Linked DNA regions of Homo sapiens: regions 2 and 3 are each linked to region 1. The links are chromatin loops, found by intact Hi-C in ENCODE. Cell type or tissue: psoas muscle. All regions are shown on one strand. Region 1 overlaps TCF12 (transcription factor 12). Region 2 overlaps TCF12 (transcription factor 12). Region 3 overlaps TCF12 (transcription factor 12).

Evidence for each region. A loop is a pair of places that touch in the nucleus more often than their neighbours do. Peaks named below come from ENCODE experiments on the same cell type or tissue, not always from the same donor. Only the 100,000 strongest peaks of a DNase experiment are listed, where the experiment ranks them.
Region 2: a loop joins it to region 1, with 2.0 times the contacts of the local background. A loop is called at or near these places in 3 of 110 quality-filtered maps.
Region 3: it touches region 1 in a loop (1.8-fold over the local background); 2 of 110 quality-filtered maps call a loop at or near these places.

What each region holds. Positions count from the first base shown.
Region 1 is chr15:57,108,455-57,113,454 of GRCh38, reverse strand. All of the region lies in intron 5 of TCF12 (transcription factor 12), which reads right to left. Among named protein-coding and RNA genes, the nearest start is that of SNORD13D, 170 kb to the left of the region's middle. In psoas muscle, a CTCF peak has its summit at 2,243; a DNase peak (open chromatin) is centred at 1,004; H3K27ac peaks cover 1,546 bases.
Region 2 is chr15:56,931,892-56,936,891 of GRCh38, reverse strand. The region is part of intron 3 of TCF12 (transcription factor 12); the gene reads right to left. Among named protein-coding and RNA genes, the nearest start is that of TCF12, 16 kb to the right of the region's middle. In psoas muscle, no CTCF peak of the experiment used is centred here; no DNase peak of the experiment used is centred here.
Region 3 is chr15:57,042,715-57,047,714 of GRCh38, reverse strand. All of the region lies in intron 3 of TCF12 (transcription factor 12), which reads right to left. Among named protein-coding and RNA genes, the nearest start is that of TCF12, 130 kb to the right of the region's middle. In psoas muscle, no CTCF peak of the experiment used is centred here; no DNase peak of the experiment used is centred here.

The sequences.
Region 1 (5,000 bases):
ATACAGATAGAAATATAAATAACAAGGAGACCTGCCCTCAAGGAATTTATAATTCAGCAGAAAAAGAGAGAGGTGTACACAAATGTCTATGATAAATGGTACTAAGGTATGCTGCTCAGCGAGCTGCACAGATCATTAAGGAAATACAAAAGAAGCAGTGAATGTCTATTTCCGAAGCTACAGATGTCAAGCATAAGCTAATCCTTGACGGATAAGAAGAAATTCAGTGTCATCTAGGAAAGGCAAAAACTTGTGAAAGTGAATATTAGCTCTAGAAATAGGGAGTCACGGGGATATGGCCAGAGTGTGGGATACTTGGTAGAGATGAAGATGAGAAAAAAACAAAGCTTGAGCCAGAAAAATGAAGATCTTCAAGTGCCATACTAAGGAGCCTAGAGGCTTTATCCTAGAAGTAGGACACACAGAACAATGATGTGCAGGAGATCCACGATAACTTCTTACCATGAAAAAGCAGAATTCTTAATTGAAACTTAAAGTATTCAAACTGAAAATCATGTTTTAGTTAAATGAGTTTGGATTTTATTTTTTTTCCTACTCAAATAAAATGCTCTATATTACTATAGCTTAATATGGAATGTAATGTCTAGACAGTATTCTATTTTTATACTCATCATAAGCTTATTAAGTACAAAGTCTGAGTCTTTAGTAATTCTTTTGAAGGTAATGTCTTTTTCATCTTGATATTTCCCACACTCTTAAGCACAGTGTTTAGCACATAAAAGGTACTCAATAAAATAAGAGATACTATAGTAAAACTCTTACAGGAAAAATTATTAGAATTTGTGCTATACCAAATCAATTTCACAAAAATGAACTGCCTGTCCACTGTTTTTCCACAAAAAATCCAGGCCATCTACACCTTGCTGGAAGGATGGAACCTCAACTGCTATACTCCTTAGATTGCTATACAGCAATCTAAGTGGCCCCATCACAGCTCCTCTCCTTGAACATTTGTTGAGATCAAGTTGCAGCTGGGCCAGGCACAATCGGTCACAGTTAGACAGCTGAGGGCATTCCAAAGAGTAGTGTTCCTTCCTCCACATTATCTGCCAAAGTAGTCATCTACCTTCAGGCAGAGCTAACCCAAGGCCTGTCCCTGAAAAAACTGCCTGAGACTTGGCTTCTTTGCACTACAGTCTTAGATCACTGGAAAGTCAGATCACCTGAAAATTCAAGTGAGATCAGGTCACAGGGCTATTCCCGCCTGGAGGATATTCCCACCCCCAGGCCTTTCTACCCAAATCTAGAGAGCTAGAGCCCTCAGCTGTCAGCAGGCTCATGTTTCTGGACTAAAAAGTTTTGAGTACAATTCTCATTCCCACCTTCTTAAGACGGATGAGGGGCAGAGGATTTCCTTTCCTTCTAAATCACATGGAAAATATAAACTACACTCCAGAAATATTCCTGTGATCACTATGAAGTTAGATTTCTTTGGTAATCTAAAAGAAGTGGAGAGGGGGCTTAGCATCTTGTTCATATGGCACTTTTGGATAACTCTGCACTTTCTCCTCTTCCACTTACAAACTGTTTATAAACAAGCCAGCCAGGTGCGGTGGCTAATGCCTGTAATCCTAGCACTCCGAAAGGCTGAGGCTAGTGGACTGCTTGAGCTCTGGAGTTTGAGACCAGCTTGAACAACATGGTAAAATCCTGTCTCCACAAAAAATACAAAAATTAGTTGGGCATGGTGGCTCGTGCCTGTAGTCCCAGCTACTTGGTGGGGCTGAGCCCGAAGGATCACTTGAGCCCGGTAGGCAGAGGTTGCAGTGAGCTGAGACTGAGCCACTACACTGTAGCCTGGGAGACAGAGTGAGACCCTATCTTAAAAAAAAAAAAAAAAAAAAAAAGATAAACAAACCAAACCTACCTATTCCTCTGCACCACACAGGCAAACTAAGAGAGGAGATGGGAGTTGGGCCTCCTGTGGCTGATGGTTGTCATGGGTGAATTTCAAATTGGGTTGCAAGGCCTACTGATTACTTCTATTCCCCTTTGTGTCATCTTCCCTGAACAAGAACACACCAAGGACCTCAGTCTAAATGATCTCTCTTGCTTAGGTCTTAGAGAGAAAAGGAATTGTCCCTACCCACAGTGATCCCGAAATTTTTCTTTTAAGAACACAATGAACATCTAGCAAAAGTTGTAGGCACTATGTTTTCATAAGAGTTTGGCTTGAAACTCACTGGGATCTGGACACTCCATGACTCCGTCCAGGGTGAAATAACACATTCCTTCCACCAAGAAGCCAACCAGAAGTCCATTCAGCGCTAGCTAGTTGTCACAAACTCCATTTTTAAAACAAGAAAAAAGCTAGAACAGAGTATGATCACAGCAGGCCAAAAAAGAGAGGACGTTAAAAAGATGATTCCATTTAAAGTCCAATCTATGGGACTAACACCAGGCACAATGCATCTGAGACAGAATGTAAATATGGTTCCTCATTAACTGGAATTCTACATTTCTGTCCACTGACCCATTTTAGCCCAGGAAACCACACTCTGCCATTTTAATCTCCTATTACCATATCAAATTTTCCCCCCTTTTTGCATAATAATTAATGTTGGCAATAATCTGAAGGTAAAGCTTCTAGAGTGTTTCAATCTTTTTAACATCAGTTGGCATTCTAACCAAACACAGGGGCTTACTTTCAGTTTCCTCATTTATATAGTGAGATGAACTAAGTCCGTTTCTAGTTTTCAACACCCAATGTATCCATTCTATCTAGGGCCAGCCCAAGCAACCTGTAAAGATAGACTGAACTTCCTAAATTAAAGGGTTTTATGGAACTAGACAGAAAGCAGCAGCCTTCATTACTACTCTTGCATTATTTTCTTCCTGTACACAAAAAATCTCAGCTTCTCCAATTAAAAGCTAACTTTCAACCAAATTCATAAAAGCCAGTCAGAGAAAATAATTAATGAGCACCATGGAACGATGACGCCAGTTTCTCAACTGGCAAAGCATTTGTTTAGATTCTGTATTAAAAATGAAAATGTGATACACATTAGGTCAGAACCTATTAACACAAGCCAAAAAGATTCAGTGTCACAGTTTCACACTATCTGTGACACTAATCTATTCTGCTAGTGCTTTCAAGGCAAAAGCATCATTTTTCCCCCAACTATGGTATATTTAAAATAGAACTCCTAAAACTAAAAAATCTTAATACTCAGATGAACAAATATTATTTTTAGCCTACCTTGATCACATTAATTAAATCTTTCTTATTGTGTATTTTATTGACCCTTAGAACCATTATCTTTCAAGGTAGTCAATTATGACAGTAATCAGATATATTATACATTGTTATGCTATCATGAGAATGCATGCTGAGAAAGGTGTATCTTTACAACTTGCTGGGTAATTTAGGAGTCATTTTTACTTTTTCCAAATTTCTACTTTGGTCTCCTACGACATTAAATGATCTACACACTTTCTCATTAGAAATATTAGAACTATTTGTGTCTTCAATTAAAATATTTCATCTATCATATACAGCTCCACAGCAATTCTAACCGCTTTAATTTGTTCCCTCACAAATTAACGCTTTCTAGATACCTTATGCGTTCATTTGCATTAAGGAGGAAATCTTCATGGCTGACTTAATACAACTGTGATTTATGGTAATATATAAATGATTCAGATAAGAATATCTAATGACATTTTAAAAATCCCTTAACTTTTAACATTTTTATGAATGTAGAAAGGCAAATTAAGCTATCTTTGACAAGTTCTATGCATTTTTAAATATACAATAGTATCCATCTCAACAAAAACCTAAAATACTATACGCAACAATAGGTTAAGATAAATAATCTGAACTAATTCAGTTAATGGCTAACCTAGGCCACAGGTTTAAGTTAACTAACTATAAGAACAAATTAAAATCTCTGATATTAAGACGAGAATAGAAATTCGAATACTCATAGAAAAAGGATAAACAAAATACAATGAATTTCAAAATTCTTTAAATGCCACATAAATTGATATCCTATTTACAATATTAAGTATTATCATTATTGTGCAGACTTCTAACTGCCTTATGGGAAATAAGAAATATGCATTTTTTTTAAAGACCGGATGTCTCATTCCCTTCATAAAACAGGATCTCAGTACCTTTACAATAGCTGACATCTTAGCCCTTTTAGCGTTCCCCAGCAGACTCCACACACTGAGGCATAGCTACAAATGCCCAGAGAAAGAAGACCCACTGGGGAAAATTGTACTCTGCTTAGCTTTGCATGCATCAGTGGGCTTCACAGTAGATAAATATATCCTACAGCCAGATTAACTGACACACTGAAGCAAAAAGGGAAATTTGAGATTTAGCCACTTCATCCTAAACCTCTTTTTAAGCAAGAGGTGGTTTATTTTTACTTCAGATTTCACATATACAAGAAAACAAACAAACAAAAAAACACCTGTCCCAAGGACTCATCCACACTAACACTAATCATTTGAAAAATATTTCTGAAAACCTTAAATTTATAATTCACCATAGTTTATTATAATTTTAAAAGAGTCACAATTATAGTTTTTGTTTTGCAGACAATAAAATTTTTGACAACACAGAGGAAAGTATATTTTCATTTGTTATTGGCTCTTTGTACACTTTTTAAAAAACAGAACTTTTAAACAAGTTGAGGACAATTTTGACAAATTAAGTAGAATCTTTAAAAACTCAAGGGGAAGTTATGAATTAGCTCACTGACATTTTTCTCAACTCCATTTCCAAGAACCCACTCCTACCCCCCAACAATGTCCCTCACCCCCACACCAAGAGCCTCCAAGCCAGATCTCTCTCTAAGGAATTGTTTGCCTAACACCCAACCCTGGGGACCACCAGAACAACCTCACCCACATTCTCAAACTCTACCTGTAGAGCCAGTTTCTTTCGGCTAGTGAAAAACTGAAATTGTGTAAGAGTTTCCTAAGTAGAATCATCATTTTAGGGGAGAAAAAGGGACTCTTCAGATTTG
Region 2 (5,000 bases), 180 kb after region 1:
AACTAGACTGTAAGGCCATAGTCACCATAACAGCATGGTACTAGTATAAAAATAAGCACACAGACCAATGGAACAGAATACAGAACCCAGAAATAAACCCAAATACTTAAAGCCGATCTTCAACAAAGCAAACAAAAACTAAAGTGGGGAAAGGACACCCCATTCAACAAATGGTGCTGGGATAATTGGAAAACCACATGTAAGAGAACGAAATTGGATCCTCATCTCATACCTTATACAAAAATCAACTCAAGATGGATCAAAAACTTAAATCTAAGACCTGAAACTTTAAAAATTCCAGAAGATAACATCAGAAAAACCCATCTAGACATTGGCTTAGGCAAAGACTTCATGACCAAGAACCCAAAAGCAATGTGACAAAAACAAAGATAAAGAGGTAGCTCTTAATTAAACTGAAGAGCTTCTGCACAGCAAAAGAACAGTTAGCAGAGTAAACAGACAACACACAGAGTGCAAGAAAATCATCTCAATCTATACATCTGACAAAGGACTAATATCCAGAATCTACAAGGAACTCAAACAAATTAGCAAGAAAAAACAAACAACCCCATCAAAAAGTAGGCTAAGGACATGAATAGACAATTCTCAAAAGAAGATATACAAATGGCCAACAAACATATGAAAAAATGCTCAACATCGCTAATGATCAGGGAAATGCAAATCCAAACCACAATGCAATACCACCTTACTCTCACAAGAATGGCCATAATAAAAAAATAAAAAGATAATAGATGCGGTAAAAATGGAACACTTCTACATTGCTTGTGGGAATGTAAACTAGTACAACCACTACAGAAAACAGTGTGGTGATTCCTTAAAGAACTAAAAGTAGAACTACCATTTGATCCAGCAATCCCATTATTGGGTATCTACCCATAGGAAAAGAAGTCATTATATGAAAAAAATACTTGCACACACGTTTATAGCAATTCACAATTGCAAAAATATGGAACCAGCTCAAATGCTCATCTATCAACTAGTGGATAAAGAAACTGTATATATATACATGATAGAATCTGTATATATATACATGATAGAATACTGTGCAGCCATAAGAAGGAACAAATTAATGGCATTCACAGCAACCTGGATGGAACTGGAGACTATTGTCCTAAGAGAAGTTAACTCAGGAATGGAAAACCAAACAACGTATGTTCTCACTCATAAGCAGGAGCTAAACTATGAGATACAAAGGTATAAGAATGATACCTTGGACTTTGGGGACTCAGGGAAAAGGGTGGGAGGGCGGTGAGGGATAAAAGACTACATATTGTGTTCAGTGTATACTGCTTGGGTGATGGGTGCACCAAAATCTCACAAATCACAACTAAAGAACTTACTCATGTCACCAAATACCACCTGTTCCCCAAAAACCTACGGAAACAAAAAATTTTTTTAAAAAAAGAGAGACACCAAAGGGCACATATGAGACCCTCCCACCATACACACACATACACTGAGGGCACAGTGAGAAGGTATCCCTCTGCAAGCCAGAAAGAGAGCCCTCACCAGAAGGTGACCATGCTGGCACCCTGATCTCAGGCTTTTAGCCTCCAAAACTGTGAGAAAATAAATTTCTGTCGTGTAAGCCACCAAATCTATGGTATTTTGTTATGGCAGCCCAAGCAGACTAAGACAGATTGGAAAAAGAGAGCAACTGGCAGCAAGAAGACCAAGTAAGGAGACTACTGCAATGTCCAGTAGCAAAGCAACAGATTACACAGCAAGCAATTAGCTACAGAGAAAAATAAGCTACCTCACTTGGCCCCAAGATTCTTAGAAGTTATATTCAAGAACCCTCACTATCCGTTTCCAAGGTCTTTAGTTTTGCTGTTTCACCTACCAGCTATTCTCATCGTTGCAATTTAAGATAGATCTTCAAGAAAGCATTAGGAATTATTACAAAGAGAGAAGCTGAGACAGAAGCCCCAAAATTTTCTTGAGTCCAGTCACGCAACTGTCAAATCGTTCCATGACCCTTTTCTCCCAAACCCAGTTAATGTCTTATTCTGAAGAACAATCAGCAAATAGCTCCTATGAAGGCCACAAGTACACTGACCTCCATCAAAGCTACCTCAATGGCTCTACCGGCACTGGGTTCCAAAGGAACCCAGTAGTCTCCTTACTTTGGATTTGTCAATTCCCTTCTTCAAAATAATGTAAAAACTTGTAAACAATACAATCGCATAAGATACTTAGGAAGTCATGTAAAATCCCAATATTTCCCAATATAAGGTAAGACAGCTATTTTATATACCCAGACAGACACTCTAAATGGAAAGGGACAATACTGGATGCTGCAGGAGCATCTTCATCACAAAGTCCTAATCACGAAGAACCAGGAAACAGCAGCGTCATCAGCAGACAGATCCAAGTCCTGTCATTCATGGATATGACTAAGTCAGACTTTCTTCCTTCAAGCATAAGCTTACAGCAGACAAGAGTTTCTCTAGCGTTTCATAACCTCCTCTTTGTATCGTCTCCTCCTCACTCAGGAGTATAAAAGTGTATCTGAACTTTTTAACTCTTTAAAACGTTAACTCTTTAGTGTCACTAAAATTTTGTTGAGATTACTGCTTATCAGTACAAAGTAGAAGCAGACTATTCCTAGGAACTATTCAGCTGTCACACATTCATACTTAAGCCTGGGGTTAACTTTGTCACTACAGCAGATCCTCAACAAGCATTTTAAAAACTGAGCTGAGAATAAAGGACTGAAGGGCACTAATATGGGGGCTCTATGGTTTGGAATACAATTAACAGAATCCTCACAAAGACTATGTCTGAGGATTTATTTTACTTTAGTGCTTCAATTTCCCCCATTTAACCAAAAAGACTCATCCAAACAATTCTGAGATTCTGATGAATTTATAAGAGATTCTGATGATTCATCAGAATTCTGACATTCTGATGAATTATATACAAATATTATATATATTTCATTCTGATGAAATATATATTTATATGTAAAATAATATGTAAATTACATATTAAAAATTATAAGGAGTTCCATAGGCTAGTGTTCCTCTCAGTCACCTGATTTAATCTTCAATAACTGACCATCAGAAATGTTTAAGTTTTATATGAAGATTCCCTCTCTCCATATGTATATGAAAAGCTTGGAATCCCTTTCAAGACTTGCTATGCCACCTAATAACTAATATCTGTACAGACCACAAACCTCCACATTTTAGAATTTCCATAAAAACTTTTAATCTGCTCATTATCACAACACCCTCAGGCAGTATTTTTATTGTCCTCATCTTAGACATAAGATAAACAGACTCAGAGAGGTTAAAATATTCTGCCCTAGGATCACATATCTAGTAAATAATAAAGCCAACACTAAAGCAAGACTTCGAATCTCCAAACTGCTCCTCTTTCAAATATACCACAATGTATCTTTATTTTCCACTACCTTAAACAAACCATTCTACACAGAACAAAAAACAGAGCATTAGTAGGTACTCGCTCAAATACCTACAGATGCTCTTTAACAAAACAACAGCCCAATCTACTTCTAAGTAAATAAAAATACAAAATGAACTAATCTTAACCCTTTCAATATTAGCATTATTACCTTTCATTTAATGAATTAAAAGTTCTGTTCTATTAAAGTATCTTCTGTATGTTTGATAACATTTTTAAACTACTTTTGGAATAAATATTTTCCATCCACTTTAACTTGTTTTTATAACTAAACACTAAATCTTTGAAAAAGGGGAAATAATAAAAATTTTCCATACTATGAAGTAACCATTCTTTTCTCTGACCTCAACTAAATGGTAGCTGTGAATATTCCAATATCTTCCAACTATCAAATTTCATATTCTTCCCAACTCACAAAGTCTAAAGACAGCTTAACAATAAGACCACACAAAAAAAGAATTACACTTTTATAAAGCTATCTGAGGTTGTAGCTATTTATATTTAATGTCTTGAAATACTAAAAATAAAGTCCTTAATTAACTATTTTATGGAGGCTTTTAATTATACTGTTTTCTCCTTAATAAAAATAAATCGGCCAGGCACAGTAGCTCACACCTATAATCCCAGCACTTTGGGAGGCCAAGGTGGGCAGAATTAAAGAACAGCCTGGCCAACACAGTGAAACCCTGTCTCTACCAAAAATTACAAAAATAAGTGTGGTGGCAGGTGCCTGTAATCCCAGCTACTTGGAAGGCTGAGGCACAAAAATCGCTTGAACCCGGAAGGCAAAGGTTGCAGTGAGCTGAGATTGCACCATTGCACTCCAGCCTGGGCGACAGAGCCACACTCTGTCTCCCAAAATAATAATAATAATAATAATTAAATAAATAAATCTTGAAGCACTTTTGGAGAATATCAACAGTACCCCATTTAAGACTTCTTTTTTTCTTCTTGTCACCTTGGCTTCAGATAAGACTTCTTATTATAACAAATTTCAAAGATTTCTAGAGATACTAAATTCCTCCTCAAGACAAACCATGCTCTTGTAGATTGGTATCAGTGCAGGTGCAACTACAACTGATTAGAGTTTGCTACTTCTGAGGGGCAATAAGAAACCACAGGCAAATGTATTTCACTGTTGATTTCTCTATTTCCTCTGTAAAATGAACAGTTACCAACTTCCTACAAGAGTTATGAAGTAAATAGCATATGAGTAAATATTTATGAAGCACTCTTATCATCACTGATTTTGTTTTAAAACAATAAGATTCCTCCCCTTCTCCCAATCATTCAGTGGACAAAGTCCTACTGCTATTATAACTTATTTGGCAAGTCTCCAGAGTCAAACTCAGTGAGAATAGAGTCTGCTCGCTACAGGCACTGTTCCTAAGCTTGAGAAGAGGGATTATACAAATATGAAGGCAAGAGAGACCCTGGCACTATGGCATGTTTTGTGTTCCTGCAGTACAGCATCTCAAACCCCTACAAACTTTAAGTGGATTTAATTATTCAACATTGTATCATGGTTCTTAAGACAATAACACTAGCAA
Region 3 (5,000 bases), 66 kb after region 1:
TATTCAAGAGGAAAAAAGGTTTTTTCAGTTGAGGCTAATATTTTCTTTATAAAATTTTCAAAAATATTTTCTCTCACAATCCAAATAGAGAAGAAGGGTGAAAAATCAAGAATTATTTTCTGGCATTTTTGTAATATTGCAAGATAATCAATTGCTGCTCAAGGCAGAGATCTCCATAAGTCAACCAATTTTTGCTCATCTACCCCCATTACAATTTCTTATATTAAGAATCCTTATTAAACCACTCAAATTATTATTGTTGAATAGTTTTAGGTATACAAAAATCACTTATCTTGTTCAATCTTTCTCAAAGTAAGCTGGTAATCAAGATAGCAATAGAAGACAGTAACTTAACAGAACTATTTATAGAACACACTTCCCTTTGCTAACCTTGAATTACAAGTGAAGGGCTAAAATCTCTCCATTTATTCTACAAACATCTATGATAAAGTAACTTGTTTGTACTACTAAGCACCATTTTAAATATTCTAAGTATTATATAGAATACCTATCAAGTATGTAAAACCCGTTAGAAAAAGCAATGTCAACAGCAAAACGCTGGCAAAATACTTATAGGTGACAGTATTTCCTTAAGTATGAATTTATTCTGAGTTTGCTCTGTGTCCTTTAGCTGAATTAGCCATGTTCCTCCCTTTAAAACTTTCAAACTAAAGAACTTGTAAAGACGAAAGGCGTAGTTTAGATTCATCTCTGCCTATGAGCAAGGAACCAGACAGGGCTTCTTAATTTCCTCAATTACATCATCAACAAGATTGGGGAAAAGATGGGTAAAATATGAGTTTATGTATTGTTCAGAGCTGCCTCAGGAGGGAAGAAGGGGAAATACTGTTTCTCCCTTGGTGTGCCTTTAGTCAGAGGAAGATATTTATCGATAGTGTGAAGGAAACTTGAGAGATTAAGAACATTTAATATATGTATTCCAATAGTTTTAGAATATCAGCCAGGTATGGTGGCTCACGCCTGTAATCCCAGCACTTGGGGAGGCCAAGGCAGGTGGATCACTTGAGGTCAGGAGTTCGAGAACAGCCTGGCCAACATGGTGAAACCCATCTCTGCTAAAAAAAAATCAAAAAACATACAAAAATTAAGTGGGTGTGATGGCACTGGCCTGTAGTCCCAGCTACTCAGGAAGCTGAGGCAGGAGAACAGCTTGAACCTGGGAGGCAGAGGTTGCAGTGAGCGGAGATCATACCACTGCACTCCAGCCTGGGCAACAGAGTGAGACTCCATCTCAAAAACAAACAAACAAACAAACAAAAACAATGTCAGAAAAAAATGAATCTAACTGATGTCCTTCCATACCCAATTTCTCAAACTAGTGTCTGAGTTTCTCTTCAAGTCAACAAAGAAAGTAGAATATAGTGAACTCTGTAGTAACTATGTAAGGTGACAAACTCAAGAAAACATGCTTTAGAATTAGCTAGATCCAGGTATGATGCCAAGTTTTGATATTTGCTAGCTATGTGATGACCCTATCTAAGTCTGCTTCTTCCTCTGTTAAATGTGGGTTGATAATAGTACATAACTCAAGAGTGAGGCTGAGAATTAAATGAGATGATGTTGGTAAGGCGTTTAAGTACAGTCTCTGTCACACAGTTAAATTCTCAACAAATGTAAACGATCTGAAACTGTAAGGAAAGGTTTTTCATTCCTATTGTTAGAGAACTCATTTGGCAATTTTTCAGTGAAGAAAATCGTGGAAGGCAGTCATCTGCTGCTTATGAAGTTGCTGGGTCTAAGTTGGATTTCCCATTTGTGGTATTGCCTCTTAAAGTATCAGTTTCTCTCTGACTGGAGTACTGACAGCCTGCCGGAGCTAATAGCCTCTGTACTAAAACTTCTCCACATGGCTAGGCACAGTGGCTCAGGTCTGTAATCCCAGCACTTTGGGAGGGCAAGGAGGGCACATCGCTTGGGTCCAGCAGTTTGAGAACAGCCTGGGAAACACAGTGAAACCCCATCTCTACAAAAAATACAAAAATTATCCAGGCATGATGGTATGTGCCTGTAGTCCTACATACTTGGGAGGTTGAGGTGGGAGGATCGCTTGAGCCCAGGAGGTAGAAGCTGCAGTGAGCCATGATTATGCCATTGTACTGCAGCCTGGGTTACAGAGGGAGATCCTATCTCAAAACACAAAAACTAAAACAATAACGCAAACAAATAAAAAAAAATCCTCAACATGAATGACTTATTATAGCAAGTGATACAGAAGATATTACCACAGAGTGTAATACTGACACAATCCTGATCCCACTGCTCTTTAAAGTCAGTCAGGCTGCACAAAGATACTCATGTTTATCACAAATCAACTCTTTTCCTACTTTCATGAGAATAAAAACCTAGACAATAAAAAAGAAACAGTATTCATCTTATGGGGAAAAAAAGAATTTGACGTATTAATCCAGACACAGTTCAAATCGTTTGTCTTGAATGCCACACACTTTTTTGCCCCAGTTCCTTTTGTGAAAAGGAAACATAGGTTCTGCCTACTTAAATGGGACAGCATGTAATGTGTCTGGAACACATCTCACATGGAGTCATTTCTAAGTGTCTATAATCACCATCACAAAACGGTCTCCCTGCACTGTTTCACTGAGTTGTTTTAAAAGATTAACACGTGACAGAAAATGTTACTGTTTTCTACAATGATCAATTATATCTGCTTTCCACTACTGAATAATTTCTACTCAATAAGCATTTAGTGAAAATCTACTATGATTCTGGATGCTTTGTCATTTACACCCCCAAGTTTATCTTCACTGCTTTTTGTATGGTAGGTTCATCAGTACCACAAACGATCAAGCAAGTTAAACTCAATAAAACAGAGGTTTTCTCCCAAAATGTCCCATTCCACTTTATGTCCACTAACCTCAAAACATGTATTTGTATGGAAAACATAACAAATCCGTGAACATTTGAAAATAATGAATTCTTACTAAGCAGAATATGTCATCCTAAACACAGTCTTATAAAAAAAAAATTACCTGAAAAATCACATGACTAAAGTCAGCATGAAAAGCTCTACTTCAAAGAAAAGATCCATAAAATTTTGACCAGAAAAACGGGTAAAAGCAAGGCTGAAAAAAAAATTACAATAGTTAGAAAAGAAAAAAAATGGTAAGGCAAATCAGTCACAAATCTGGAACTCTCTCTGAGCATGATGATTCATTCAACAGGTAGAATATATGCCCTGTAAATTTCTCTAACAAACAAAAAGTTCATTTTAAAAACTAGTAATTAAATGACAATATAAGTAACTTCACTTAAAGAATCCACAGGTAAATTTTTTTTTTAAGAGACGGGGTTTCATCATGTTGGCCAGTCTTATCTCAAACTCCTGACCTCAAGTGATCCGCCTGTCTCGGCCTCCCAAAGTGCTGGGATTACAGGTGTGACCCACTGTGCCCGGCTGGTAAATTCTTAAACAGTGAAACATTTAAAACTCAAATAGCAGAGCTTATATTAGAGTCATGTGGCTCATTATCATATAAATTTACTATGTGTTCTGACTCTGTCCATGTTTCTAAGAGTATATAAATTCAGTAATACAGTATTAGCTCCTATTTATCCTTGTTTATTTCACTTTCCCATTTAATTCAAAAACTGTTTCTTCTTGTTTCCAATTTGAAAGTGTCCAATCTGAATGTAAAAACTGTACTACTTTTTCTCTTTTATCTGTTAAGCTTTTTTTAATTAAAACTTTCTTTCCATCATAGTTTTCGGTAAAAAAGCAAGATAAAAAAAAAAGTTTAATATGGTAACTTTAAAAACAATGCATGACGGGGAAAACTGAAGGGAACTAGAAAACTAATAATAATTTCATTTGCAAAGTTGAATTTTTTCTTCCTTTCACTATCTTCCAAAATTTCTGAAGTTTATAAGTTAAAAATGAGTTTTCTTGAAGAAATAACTTAAACCAAAAACAATCAATGGACAAATACAAAACTACTAGCCTAACACTTCATAGAATTCAAACACAATCACAAAGACTTCCAGAAATTCAGTATCTTTTACTTTGCTAAAATTCTACTGACTTAAATATTGTTTTAAATCAATTAAGAATACCCAATTTCTCCGAAGAAGACATACAGGTGTCTTCTTTGTATATTTTTATAGGTACATAAAAATGTGCTCAACATATCTGATCATCAGGGAAATGCAAATCAAAACCACAGTGAGACTGATACATATCCTCACACCCATTAGGATGACTATTATTAAAAAACACACACACACAACATAAGAACATAAGTGATAGTGAGGACGTGGAGAGACTGGAAGCACTGTTAGAGGGAATATAAAATGATACGGTTGCCATGGAAAATAGTATGGCAGGTCCTTAAAAAATTAAAAATAGAACTACCATAATGATCCAGCAATCCCACTTCTGGATACTTATCCAAAAGAGTTAAAATCAGGATCTCAAAAAGGTATCTGTATTCCCATGTTTATTGAAATATGAATAGCCAAAATGTAGAAATAACCTAAATGTCTACCGATGGATTAATGTAGTTAATCCATGTAGTTTTAGTGGGTCTTTAGATGAAAAAAATAAAGAAAATGTGGTACACACGTGCAATAAAATATTATTTAGCCTTAAAAGAAAGAAAAAATTCTATCACTTGTGATAACATGAATGAACCTGCAGGATGACATGTTAATAAAGTAAGCCAGTCACAAAAGGACAAATACTGCATAATTCCACTTATATGAAGTATCTAAAGTAGCGAAACTCAGAAGCAGAAGGTAGAATGGTGATTACTGTAGAGTGGGGAACTGTTATTCAATAGGGACAGAGTTTCAGTCATGCAAGATGAAAAAGTACTAAAGATCTGCTGTAAAACAATGTGCACATAGTTAACAATACCATACTAAATACTTAAGAATTTGTTAAGAAGACAGATCTCATTTTTTTAACCACAATAAAAAACAAAAAAGTAGACCTAAAAATTCATAAGAAAAAATATTTATATGTA